Regions from separate parts of the Homo sapiens genome. Here region 1 is linked to region 2. A link is a contact called in ENCODE Hi-C or POLR2A ChIA-PET data. All regions are on one chromosome and are shown on one strand. Each heading gives the region's core, a stretch centred on a gene start or an enhancer-like site at or near the end of the contact. The rest is flanking DNA. Distances are from core to core; before and after follow the strand shown.

Region 1 (6,579 bases), core at 3,260-5,759, 86 kb after region 2:
GCTGAGACTAAAATAGGTAGCTTTGCCTGCCATAGTTAGTAATGTGCTTATTTGGGACATTTAAGAATGTTGTCTTTTCTCCAGTCAGGTTTTTGAAAACACCTTAGAGAAGGAATTCAGATTCAAGAAACTAAGAACTTATTTGGAAGGGAACTAGGTTGAGAAGATGAGAGACAGGAAGGTGGATCTACTTTCATAATTACTGTACTGGCAGGAGGAATTAGAAGCCCCTCTCTACCACATCCCAGTTGGGAACCACTGATGGGAATAATTCCGTTGGAGGTAGCACTTTCCTGAGGTGCAGAGAAAAGCAGTCATGCAAGACCACAGCAGTTCACTTGTAATAATGACAGCCCAAACAGGCTTGCAGGGTTTGATTTAAAAAAAAAAGTGTCCAGTAAAATTTGGATTTCAGATACACAGTGAATAATTTTTTAGCATAAATATGTATGCACTTTGACATCCTGCTAGCAAGGATAAAAAATAAATAAAATAAATAAATATGTATGTTCTGAGCAAATATTTAGGTTATCCCTGGATCATTCAAAGGAAATATGGCATGGGGCATGCTTATGTGAAGAAATTAATAATTGCTTCTATAAAATTCAAATTTAACTGTGCGTCCTGTATTTTATCTGGCAACCCTAAGCCCAAAATCCCTTTCCCAACTCTTCCTCCATGTAAAAAAGAAAGAATAAAAAAGACAGAAGACTCTTTCATTCAATAAGAGAAAAACGTTGACTCTACAGTAGGTTTAGGTTTCCATAGCTGAAGGAAATATTATTTTATCAATAAGGATTCAGCCTGCATACTTTCTGAAAAAAAAATACACGCGCTTGAAAATTATTGTCCTTTAGAATATTTTAAAAATAAATACAGATTTTGACAACTCAAACTATATAGATACATACGTAGACAATTTTAATACTCTGCTGCTCACTGTCCTCCTATTCCATATCCTCAAGGTGATCAGTATTCATTGTTAATGTATGTTCATGCATATTTTTGCTATGCTCATACGTTTATGTACTTATGTATAGTTCCTTTTTCATGGAATCATGTTACTCTGCAACCTGAGTAATGTGCTTATTTTAAGGCCATCTGGTTAAAGGAACTGGAAGATTACAGTTCCAGTGCTGGCAATGGTGCATTAGGCATCCTTATTCTAACGTTCTCAGCCTTGACCGCAAACAGAAATTCAGTGTCCCCTAGGATTCCCATTCCTCCTGGTATCATAGTCCTTCAACCCCATACCATCTAATATAGTAGACACTAGCCACATGTAGTTGACAAACCCTTGAAATGTGGGCTATCCAAATGAAGATGTGACATAAGTTTACAATACACACCAAATTTAGAGGCCTTTGCTGCAAAATAAAGAACTTTAAATCTCTCGTTAATAATTTTATATTGATTACCCATTGAGATAATGGTACTTGGGATATATTGGGTTAGATTAAAATGTATTATTAGAATGAATTTCATTTATTTCTTCTTACATTTTAAAATGAGACTACTAGAAAAATGTAAATTACATATGCAATTTGCATTATATTTCTATTGGCAGCACTGTTCTAACCCAAAGGCCTGCAGAACGATGTGAGTTCACCTCAGAGGTACATGAGATGATTCCTTGGGAGTGTGGAAAGAAAATATAACTTCTTTTCTTACTTATTTTTATCTTATCAATTTTTAATTTATATTTTTGCGTCTGTTTCATAATGTACATAGTATATCGTCATGGTACTAAATGTGTATATTATTCAAATATTAACATCCATTTATTTGCAGATGTATTAAAAACATTTTTATAGACAGAAGTGTGCGACACAAAATTAAAGCATATGGTGACCTTGCTTTGCAGGGGTGAGCAGAGGGTATGTTTTCCGTCCTCTGTTACATATTGCTCCCCCTTGGTATCTGACCCACCTTTCACACCTTTGTGCTGACTTTATTCCTTCTCTTTCCTGAATCATGTCCAAAGGCGTCCCAGGGAAGATAAATGAAGCTCTAAGCTTTGCCTTCCTGCTTTCTGGATCTTAGGGTTTGGTGTCCTTGCTCCTTGGGTGCCTTGAACATCCCATCTGGCAAGGTTGGGCTGCACCTGCCTTCCCGATGCGCCTTCCTCCCAGAGAGCCTGGTGCCCACCCCAAGGCTCCTCGTTCTCCCTCACACTCTTCTCCAGCACCTCCGGCCTCCCCTCCCTACCAGGTCCCCTGAGCTGTGGAGATTACAAAGGAGAATCAGGTTTACACTACTTTCATCCTAACAGATAATGAGAAGAAAGAGAAAGCAAAAGTGAGATGAGAGGACAGATTGATTCCGGGGGCTCTGACCACGGGATGATTCGCTCTCAAATCAATTCCCATTGAATTGAAACCAACACCCTCTCAACCTAGGTTACTGGTATTAGAAAGGAGTTATGGGAGTTGGCTAAGCCTATAACACTTTCTTCAAAAGAATGTCTATTCGATTATTTCTTTTGAAGGTACTATGTTGTGGCAGCCATGAGAAATATAGGATGGATGGAAACGTGAGTAGTCACATCACTCCACAGGGAAGATAATAACAGAGTGTAGCTTTTAAAGGGGCTTGCACCCACCCACCACTGGCACAGGTCCTTGGACACACATGTACACACGCACATGCCCACACCCTTTGCTGTGCCCCCTGAAACTCATTCCCCCTGCAACTGAAACTTGCCTTTGCTTGTGATCATTCACACCCCTCTCTGTCATTCCTGCACCCACTCAATTCCTCACTCTTATGCTCAGAAAACATTTACTGACTGAGGGCCTGTTCTAGGAAAGGCACCAAAGTCTAAGGATAATCAAGTCTGGTGGCCACATTCAGAAAATTCTGGCCGAAGTGTTTTAGGTTGAATCATGAAATTGCTGATATTGAACAGTTTCTGACCTTTGAAATGACCACTTTATATAGTGAAGCTTAATTTTGTACATGCATACACATGCATATTTGGGGTTCATATCACTATAGAAAAGTGGTCAAAAACAAATTCTGGCACCAGATTTATTATTTATTAGTTTTGGAAACTTAAGTAAGTTGCAACTTAACTCATCTGAATCTCATTTTCTTCTTACGAAAATGGAGAAAATAACGGGCTCTACTTCATGGGGTTATTGTGAGGATCAAATACTTAATCTTTATAAAGCATTTAATACATACTGCCCAGCACATAGTAAGTGCTCAATAAACGTTAGCTGTAGCAGTGGCTGCTGTAGCAGTGGCTGCAGTAGCAGCTAACATTTATTATCATTATTAGTGGGTGGTAGCATCACTGTCATCTATGGAAGTCCATGTACAGTATTCCTATTTGCAAGATGATAAAATAGACCTGCTCAAGTGAGAGAAAAATCTCTTACTGACTCTCCCAGCCAGGAAAGCCATCATCTTATCAATAATGGAAACAGAATACTTTATTAAAACTGTAGAAATTCAGCAGAAGTTATTAAAACAACTAGGAACTTTAGTGTTTGACATTTGAATAGAGAATAACAAAATGGCAGTGGGGAGGGACCCAGAAAGTGTGAGGAGTGCAAGAGGGGAGGGAGCAGGTGGCCGTGCTGGCTGCGTTTCACTTTGGGCAGGGTGTTTGCATCTAGAGACCTGCCTGTTTATTCCAAGTGAAAGCCAAGGGCTGAGTGCCCTTGTGAGGAGTTCGTGTTAAGTTTCATGTTTGTGCAGGAAAGATCTGAAGGGCAGTGTGGCCACAAGGACTGATGGACAGATAGATAGACATGTCTGGATTTATGACTGAGCAGCTGACCCGCGCCAACATGCTAGTGAGGACACACAGTTGACTTAACACAGGCTGCTGGTATCCACAGCCAGAAGTCGAAGAAATTGTTGGTGTTATTAACAATCTTCTGGCAGGAGGATGGCACTTACGTCCTGGCTGTGCCGACACAGCTAAGATTCTCTGGTGTGGATTCCAGGAGCACATCGATCCTGGCCACACAGACAAGCTGGAGGCCAAGAGTCCCTTCCCTTGTCCTCACAGGGGGCCACCACAGTCAGCCTGGACAGCCCCTTCAACAACCAAGGGACCTGTTTACAAAACGGTGAAACAAACTAAAATCAGACAAATAAGTGTCACACTAGATTGGCTGGTGGAGCCAAAGGGTTTGATGTAGAGGTGCCAAAAAGGAGCATAAAACCAAGGGGAGATCAGGGCCTTGGGTGCAGAAAGGGTGAAATCAAATCTCACCTTTAGCCATTAATATTAGTGTGGCACAGGCCAATCCTCTTACCTGTGGGGCCTCAGTTTCCCCATTTGAGAAATGGTGATGAAAATCTGCCTCATAGCCCTATTGTGAGATTGGAGGGAAATCCTGGCTGTGACTTGCCCAGTGCACCTTAGTTCATTTTCCTCCTCTCTGTATGTAGTAAGTCACTCCAGAAGAGAGCCGACAATTCTGGCCCTGACAGGCGCAGCAGCCAGCCCAACCCTGAGAAGCAGTTCCCCCACCCCTTCTCCCTCACTCTGTCCTCCCCTCCTGGCTTTTTCCCAGAAGGCTCCAGGGCTCCCAGGCCAACTGCCAAACCACAGGGCTCTGCCATTGGCTTTCATAGACCCCCTCCCCTTCCCCTCTTCAACTGCATCTCTGCGTGGCAGTCCTGCTCCGGGCTCCCTCCCTGGAGGGTAAGACCCGTGGCTGCCCCAGCCTGCTATGCCAGCATTTGCAGGGGTATTCATCTGAAACCACTACTGACAATCTGTGTTTATTTGGGGCGTGCAGAGGAGCCAAGGGCTATGAAAGGAGCTGCGTTCCAGAACTCTCTGATTCCCATCAGGCTGCGCAGATCAGGCCCTGTAGCTGAAAGAAGAGCTAGGCTTTCTCTTTCCATGTCTTCAAATAGGGGACCGCACACTAGTTGCAGTTCCAACAGTTGCAGTCTGCAGTTCCTCTTTTTGCTCACTGACAACACAACCCAATCCTGTGCCTTATCAAAGACAAGAACTATTAGAGAAATGATGATGAGAATTGAGGATGTCAAATTTTATACATTTGTAATTGCAGGGGATAACAAGACTTCTTTATTTTGCACTGTTTAATATTTCAACTTTTTATGGAAATAGAGAAAAGTGCACAAATTGTCAACTGATAGCTGGGATTGGATGGCAGGAAGAAATTGACACTAGGACTGGCTTCCAGCACCTTTAGCTGGACCATGTAGCCTCTTAGGGCACGAGAATTGAGAACATTCTTTAGGAACCCTGTTAGCATATTTATTACAACCAGGGGTGAGCTGGAGCCAGCTTGCACCAGCTCAGAAGAGCCTATTTTTCCCATCTCTTCCCAACTCCACATTCAGTGACCTCACATTGGTGCTTGAAATCAGGGTCAAAGGGAGTATTTACACCACAGAAATCAGCAGATGATAAGTAGAACAGCCACCCCACCGACCTCCCACCTCCGCCACGAACAGTTTTTAACCATTTACTAACAAACCACTGTTTAAAACTTTCCTAAAATGGGTGAACAAAATTTGAGTACCTTTCTGACTAACTCCAGTTTAATCAATCCCTACCCCCTTTCTCAGAAAATCTCCCTTCCCATTATCTTGCCCTGAGAGTACAGAGCCTTTGCAATCTTCCTTCTGGAAACTCTCATGCATTTGACAACTGCTGCACCTCAGCCTTTTTCCCTCTCTTCTGCTTTTTGTTAAGTGATTGCTGTTCTTGAGTGTGTCTAAGTGATTCCCCAGAGACATATCCAGGTGGTTGATGTGCAAAGCCCGGCACTTCCTGGAAAGAAACCTCTGCTCCAGGGCTGACAGTGAGGCCTCCCAGAGCCTCCATGACCCCCTTGGATTGCAGACACTGTCCAAATGTCCTTCTGTCAGATGGCTTCCCCTAACGCCATGCCTTTCTCAATTTATTGCATTTTCAGCCTTACTGAAGTCTGCCCTGGGGACAAATTGGAAACCTATAACCTTAGGACAGCAAGGTAAGGAGAGCCAATGCACAGCCCCTTCACTTCTCTGGCCCCTCAGTCCCCTCTTGTCTTAATTGGGCAGTGTGGGTCAAACGCTGCACACGTCCCTTCTGATTCTGCACGCAGTGTTCTTTCTACATCTTGGCTGTACAGAGAGTTCCATTTTTCACCCCCATGAGAGGGGGGTGGGGCAAAACACTGAAGGAATCTTTCAAAGACCCTCCACCTGACCCCTGTCTGAACAAATAATTAATCTCCTGAAAAAGCAGCTCGCTGATGGGTCCAGGCTGTGCCTGTGGATTTATGAGGTGACGTCAGTTTGAAGACTGGGATGCAGAGCCTGAGCTGTGTTTCACACACTCCTCAATTGTTTTAACGGACCTGCTCCTGAAGGCCTCCAAATCTTTCCCCAAGCTAAGCTTTATTAAAATGGCAAAGATGGAGAGGAGTGCTTTTCCAGATAAATCAGCTTACTTAGGCTCTGCTCCCTCCCCTCCCCCTGTCTACTGGAAAGCACTCCCAGAGGGAAGGAAATGAAGAACTGCAAAGTACTTGCAGGTACATGCTTAATGCCTTAAACTCTAGCATTGTGTTAACAGCTATTCATGGACTGGACTTT
Region 2 (6,266 bases), core at 846-3,345:
ACATGTAACAACCCTCAGTGGTCTTTGCAAGCCTGATGAAAACTTCTTGGGCTTCACAATTATTTTAATTAACTAAATTATTTTAATTAACTAAAATTTGTTATAACATTTTTCATATGGTTGTGTGGAGGGTTTCTTGGGTGCTCTTTTTTGTATTGATTGAGAGCTACTGTATAAAGTTGCTAATAGGCCAGGCGAGGTGGCTCACGCCTGTAATCCCAACACTTTGGGAGGCTGAGGCAGGTCAGGAGATCGAGACCATCCTAGCTAACATGGTGAAACCCCGTCTCTACTAAAAATACAAAAAATTAGTCAGGTGTGGTGGTACACGCCTGTAGTCTCAGCTACTCCTGAGGCTGAGGCAGGAGAATCTCTTGAACCCGGGAGGCAGAGGTCGCAGTGAGCCAAGATCATGCCACTGCACTTCAGCCTGGGCAACAGAGAGAGTCTTTGTCTCAAAAAAAAAAAAAAAAAAAAAAGAAGGAGGAAAAAAAAGAAAGTTGCTAATAGCTCAGTGCCTCTCCACTGGGAGGATATTTGAAGGCTGCTATCTTGATCTGATGCATACTGCAACTGTCTGTCATGCCTTTCCAAACTGGAATTGCATTTGCTTCCCCCTTTGTTGCAGGGAGGCGAATGGCAAAACCCAAAATAAGGAATCATGACAAACAGTATGTACACTTGCCTCTCAGTTTTTTTGGATAGACTTCTTATGCTTCATTTATTCTGGAGAAAAATATTATTAGTACAAGAGCTGGGAAGCGGAACTGGGTTGAGGAAGCTATAATAAAGGTCAATTGGAAGAGAAAATAAGGAAGTGGGGGTAAGGAAGCCATCAAAGTGCATCAGTCGCTAATAGATGATTCCGTACTTCCTTTCTTAGGAAAGATTGGGGCATGTGGAAAACTGCTTGTCCATTTGTGCACTGCAGAAAGGGAGGGGGAGGAGACCCAGACTCCCTAAAAGGGGAAAAAACATCAGGGGAGAAGTGAAGCAGGTGTTTCCTGCTGCCTGTGCCTCAGAGGAAAGCTTGAAGTCCTGGGAGGGGGTTTTCCACAGCGGCACAAATCAGGGGAAGCCATATTTTTCCAGCAGCCTAATTCAGAGGTCAGACACGTCAGCCATCACCTCTCATGTTCATCTCTCTTTCTCTTGCTCTCTCTCTCTCTCTCTCTCTCTCTCTCTTTCTCTCTGTCTCTTTTCTCTCTCTTTCTCTCTCTCCCCTCCTAGGCTCAAAGATCTGAAAAACTAGTAAAAAGTTTATACAGAGGTAGCGTATAGACAATTTCTTTCAGTTTCTCTCTACCCTCCTTTTTCAGGTTATCTGCTTTTTTTGTTTACTTGTCCATGTCAATCAATCTTTATTTTATTTTTCTCTTTGTACTTAATGGGAGTGTTCATATTAATGCCTAGCATGTGCCTTTCTTCATTTAAAATAAAAAGGAAAACAAAAGATAAAGTGAAATATCCAGCAGTATATTATCTTGAACTTGCACAATGTGACACTAAAAGGTACTGGGCCATTTAGCTCTGCTCCTCTACAGAATTAGTTATAAAACCAAGACATTTATGGAAAGCAATTTTTAATGATACATTGATATGTTAGCTATGTCTTTTAAAATTACTCTCTCTCTGTCACCCCTTCTCCTTTTTCTCTCCCTCTAACAGTAAAGTATCTAGGAAAATAACAGTAAAATTGGTGTGTGTATGTGTGTGCTCACATGCACATCATGTGAAAACATTTGAAAACAACTCAATGATTTAAAAATATATACTTGTCTATTTTAGATTAAGTCAGAGTAAAAAGAGAAAAAAGGGAAGCAGGAGGATGAAGGGAATGAGGAAAAGAGAAAACGAGAGGTAGAAAAGAGAGAGGAGAAAGGAAGGAGATGAGTTGGGGCACTCAAATACAAAGAGAAATCGCCATATATCATCCAGATGTTTTGTCTACAGCAGACCAAACATCAGGCTTTCGGGAAACATTTGGAAGACACAATGCTCCTTTCACTACACAGACAACTGTTGACAGTCCTATCGCCTCCTTCCCTGCGTGTATGTGTCTATCCCTTTCAAGCCTTTTTGTGGTCAAATTATAAAGGCCTGTTTAGTGGGTGGGGTGACGTCACACTGACCACAAAAGCTTATATTTCCTGCTACTAAATACACAGCCCCTGCTGACGAAGTGATCATTACAGAGAGAGCTTGTTCTGCCGAGGTCACCCCAAAGTGGGGATGAAGGCACTGGGGCGGGGGCTCGGTTGAGAGAGCAGAGCCATTATTCCCAAGTGTGTCTGCCTGCCTGCTGATCCTCATCTTGCTAGAACCAAAAGATGAAAATAGAAGTCTCTTTGTGCTTCCTCCAGGCCTTTGTCTCTAAGGATGCTGGGGCACACTGGGACACAACATGGTGGGAAAAAGGAAAAGACAAAAATTCAGGTCTTTGATTCCAGTTTCCTCATTTATAAGCTCAGTGATTTTACCTCTCCGGGTTGAATCCTGAAAATCTCCGTTTTACTAAAGAGAAAAGAACCTCATCCAGGGATCACACGGGAGCATGTATTTTAAAGTGACTGGTTTTAGTTTTGAGGGCAGCTGCTATCTTATAGTGATTTCTTTAGTGTTCCCACTTTCCTTGTGCTGATTACAAACGGTGGTTCTCTCTTCTGAGAGGAGAGAGTAAAGGGTAGGTTTTGTTTTTACGCATTTCTTTCTATTTTATTTATTTATTTTTGCAGAGGTCATGGGTGAACAATTTTTTTAATGAAGGAAAATAAATGAATTAACGTGGTGACTTGTCCAGTTAAGCCAAAGAAGCCACACCAAGTGTTAGAGGACCACAGAGGAACCAGAGAGGATCTGGGTAAGATCTCACAGGAAGAGTAGCATCTGGGTTGGGTGTAGTGCATAGGAGTTTGGCAGGCAGAGGGTTATGATCATAATTACCATCCCCAGGAACCCCTAAGTATCCCCTGGCATTAAACCAGAGTGGTCTGAGGCCTTATGTTGTAAGTCCTTGGCACTCCAAACCTCAGATGAAACAAAAATTGATGGATGTGCTTTTTGAATAGTTCACTCAATCAGGTTAATTTTGACGTTTAAAGAAGCAGAAAACCACTGCTCAGCCAAGATCCTGCAGAACTTTCCTATTCTCCATCCTAAGCCCTTGGTGAAGTAGAACTCAAATTCCCTACATTTTTCTTTCTTTTATTTTTCCCCCCTCTTGTGAGGGATGATTACAAGTAAGGCCTCAAACCCAAAAAGGACTTGGAAACAAGTCCACGTGGTATTCAGTGAAGGAAATCTTTTGCTTTTATCCATGTAATTTAGGTGGTCTGGACAGCCAGTCTGGATACTCTAACTGCTGGCAAGATTCTGAAGGCCAAGGTTGTGTAGGTTGGTTCTCTATATAAACCGAAGAATTGAAAAACTGCCCCGTTCCTTTGGGCCATGTGTGTCCACCAGGCACTTATTGTGTGTGCACTTTCTGCCAGGCCACTGGCTAACTTTAAGGGCCTCCAGTGGGCCTAACGCCATGTGCAGTTCACCTGATCTGAGGCTGTGGCGGGCTGGTGTGGCTCAGTTATTCCCCACAAGCTGCCATCCCCTGGCTTAGACATAAAGCCTTAGCTCCATTAATCATCCTTTTCCTGGAGCATACTAGATGAGCTCCTGGCTGGGAGTAGAACTATCATGTTCATTTCCTAATTTTAAAAAGTGTGTGTTTGCTAACAGCTGGAAGGCAGGCTAGAAAGGCAGCTTCAAAGTCCCACTGTGGGGAAAATAATGCTAAGAAGATCCTGGGGCACTTTCTCTTGAACTCACCTCCCCTGTAGCACTGGGGACTGTCCTAGAAGATGAAGTCTGTGCTGGGGGTAGTGAGGGAGGGCCCAAGGCTTGCAAAGAGGATGGACACTGTCAATTTGGGCTGGGCTTAGCCATTAAAAGTAGATCTCTGAAAACAGAACTGGGGGAGTGAAGATGGAAGTTATGCTGTTAAGCTAATGAAAGAGTCAAGAAATAGAGAATATGGAGAAATCAGTGGCCAGAGCCCAGAAAAATAACAATTATGTGAAAAAAAAATGTCATTTAAAAGGTAGAAGCCAAGGAACTTGATGAAAACCAAGTCAAATAGCCAAGATATCTTTAACAGACTCAACATAGCTGACACTGAGAAGAACCTAAAAACTGAGGCAATGTTATAAATAGATCAATTCCAGAAAAAGCAAGACTCCTGGGGAGAAGGGTTGGGATGGAATCAGAACCAAAAGGTGAGAGCTCTCATTGTTCCACGAGGGAAGGACAGAGTCTCAGAGCAATGGCTGGGTCAAACGTGACAAGGATAATGGAAGTAAAATGATCAAAGTTAGAAAGGTTCTGACATAGTACAATAACAGAGGCCATGCAATGTAAACATATATCAAAACATCACATTTCAAGCTGGGTGCAGTGGTGCACTCCTGTATTCCCAATTACTCAGGAGGCTGAAGCAGGAGGATTGCTTGAGCCCAGAAATGAAAGTTCAGCCTGGGCAACATAGTGAGATCCCATCGAGAGAGAGAGAGAGAATCACTTTATACCTCATGAATATATAATATATATTTTATTTTTAAAAAGAAAATTTAAAAACAAATGCAGGTCATGGATCCAGAACTCAGAATGTAGGTAAATTAATAAGAAACTAGAAAGAAAAGACCATCTTTCTTAATGATTTCAACTGGCTCTGTAGGAAACCACCCAGGTGTTCATTGTCTCCAAAGAGCTAAACCTTGCCTCAGAAAAATGACCTTCTCCTATCTTTCCTGCTGCAGCAAGAACCTCTGGTTTAACCAATTAGGTAAGTCATTTATATGACACTCAATCTGAATTATTCTGTCTGTCTGTCTGTCTATCAATTTCTCTATCTGTCTATCATCTTTAGGGAAAAAGTATATCCCATGCACAGTTATGATAACAAAGGAGTCATCTTCTATACAATATTAAACATAACTATTGAAAAGTTAAAAACTCAAGCCTTCAGTTTAGGGTTTGATTTTCATGATCCAAAGCAGCATTCTTGACTGATTGTTTTTCCTTGTGTTGATTCATATTTGTCTGAGTGAATTTGATTGGCTGTTTTGGAATTGCGTAAGATACTTCTTCATTGACCCAAATAATCTGTTTGTTGATTTTATTCAGACTAACATATAACTTAATTGACTAAATTTTTGCCTTTCTCAAATGGTGTGGTGATTACATAGACTCAATCTGTATTTTTGAGAAGTTTTTAAGTATGCTTTCATTAGCCTGAGACTAGTGTTCCTGAAACCTTGTAAAGTACGGAGCACTTCAGGAGCAGAGAGAATGAATACCTTGGGTGATGCCCAGTGTAAATCTCATGGTCTGGAGGGAATCTTGTGGCCAATATGAGCCTCGTCAGATGTCAGGCTTTCCAAAAGTAGAAGTGGAAGGCTCCTGTTTTTCTAACTCCTGCTGTTCCCCTGACTATCACTATGTTGTCCATATTGTTTTCAGAACTCACAGCTTAAAGAACCACCTTGCTTTTCTTAGAACTTTGGGGGTGGACCTTACTCCTTTTTACTTTTTTTTTTTTTCAAATTGCATGTGGATTCTACTGTATTTAGCATAACTCAAGCTTAGCATTTGAACATGTTTCATAGCCAATAGCTTTGCACATCCTCCATGATTGCATACTGTGTTTCAGACACAGATGTAGGACATGCAACTGATGTGGCCATCACTAATGTCAATACTGACCCTTGCTCTGTGCTTTGGGCCCTAAGTAGAGCTAGGTCCATGTAGTAGTCTAGTGCCCTCTTGTGGCTTTCAAACTAAGAGTCTTGAGCTATTTTGTAGAATTAGAGCTATTTGTAGAATCACGAGTTTGAGAAGACCACTGTGAAGTTACGTCCTGCCTTCTCTCCCTTAGTAACACTACCCACCTCCTGCAAAGCACAGTCAGTGATGGGAGACATGTTCTACTCTGAGCTAAGAAAAACACTTTGGAATGTGGAGATCAGGGTACTGGAGTTTAATAGAGACCTTTAGAACTTACTATACTGTGGATACATAGCATATGACAAATAAATGTTAATTGAAATTCCTTTGCCAAATTGGCGATACCTCCCAGTTTTTCCATTCACTCTTAAACTTATTCATTCAACAATTTCTCCAATGACATGATTTCAAATAATTTGATATGTTTAATTTGAAGGCAAGAGAATTATAAGGAATATATCAAGTGATCTCAAAAGTTTGAAGATCTGTAA

Evidence for each region. Hi-C counts contacts between places; a loop is a spot of excess contacts on that map. ChIA-PET counts read pairs that join two places held with the same protein, here RNA polymerase II (POLR2A). Pooled maps may share reads with other maps.
Region 1: a loop to region 2 is called in a pooled map, with 2.1 times the contacts of the local background. The contact joins two enhancer-like sites. A Hi-C loop is called at or near these places in 4 of 50 pooled maps. POLR2A ChIA-PET finds 5 or more read pairs at or near these places in 3 of 52 experiments (A673, AG04450 and T-cell).

Annotation. Positions count from the first base shown.
Region 1 is chr2:217,243,947-217,250,525 of GRCh38, forward strand. No RefSeq gene overlaps it. Among named protein-coding and RNA genes, the nearest start is that of DIRC3-AS1, 35 kb to the right of the region's middle. Within about 2 kb of position 4,510, at least 21 of the 41 ENCODE cell types and tissues checked have a DNase peak (open chromatin) inside an H3K27ac peak, as active enhancers do.
Region 2 is chr2:217,160,621-217,166,886 of GRCh38, forward strand. No RefSeq gene overlaps it. Among named protein-coding and RNA genes, the nearest start is that of DIRC3-AS1, 120 kb to the right of the region's middle. RefSeq lists an enhancer at 826-1,120. Within about 2 kb of position 2,096, at least 4 of the 41 ENCODE cell types and tissues checked have a DNase peak (open chromatin) inside an H3K27ac peak, as active enhancers do.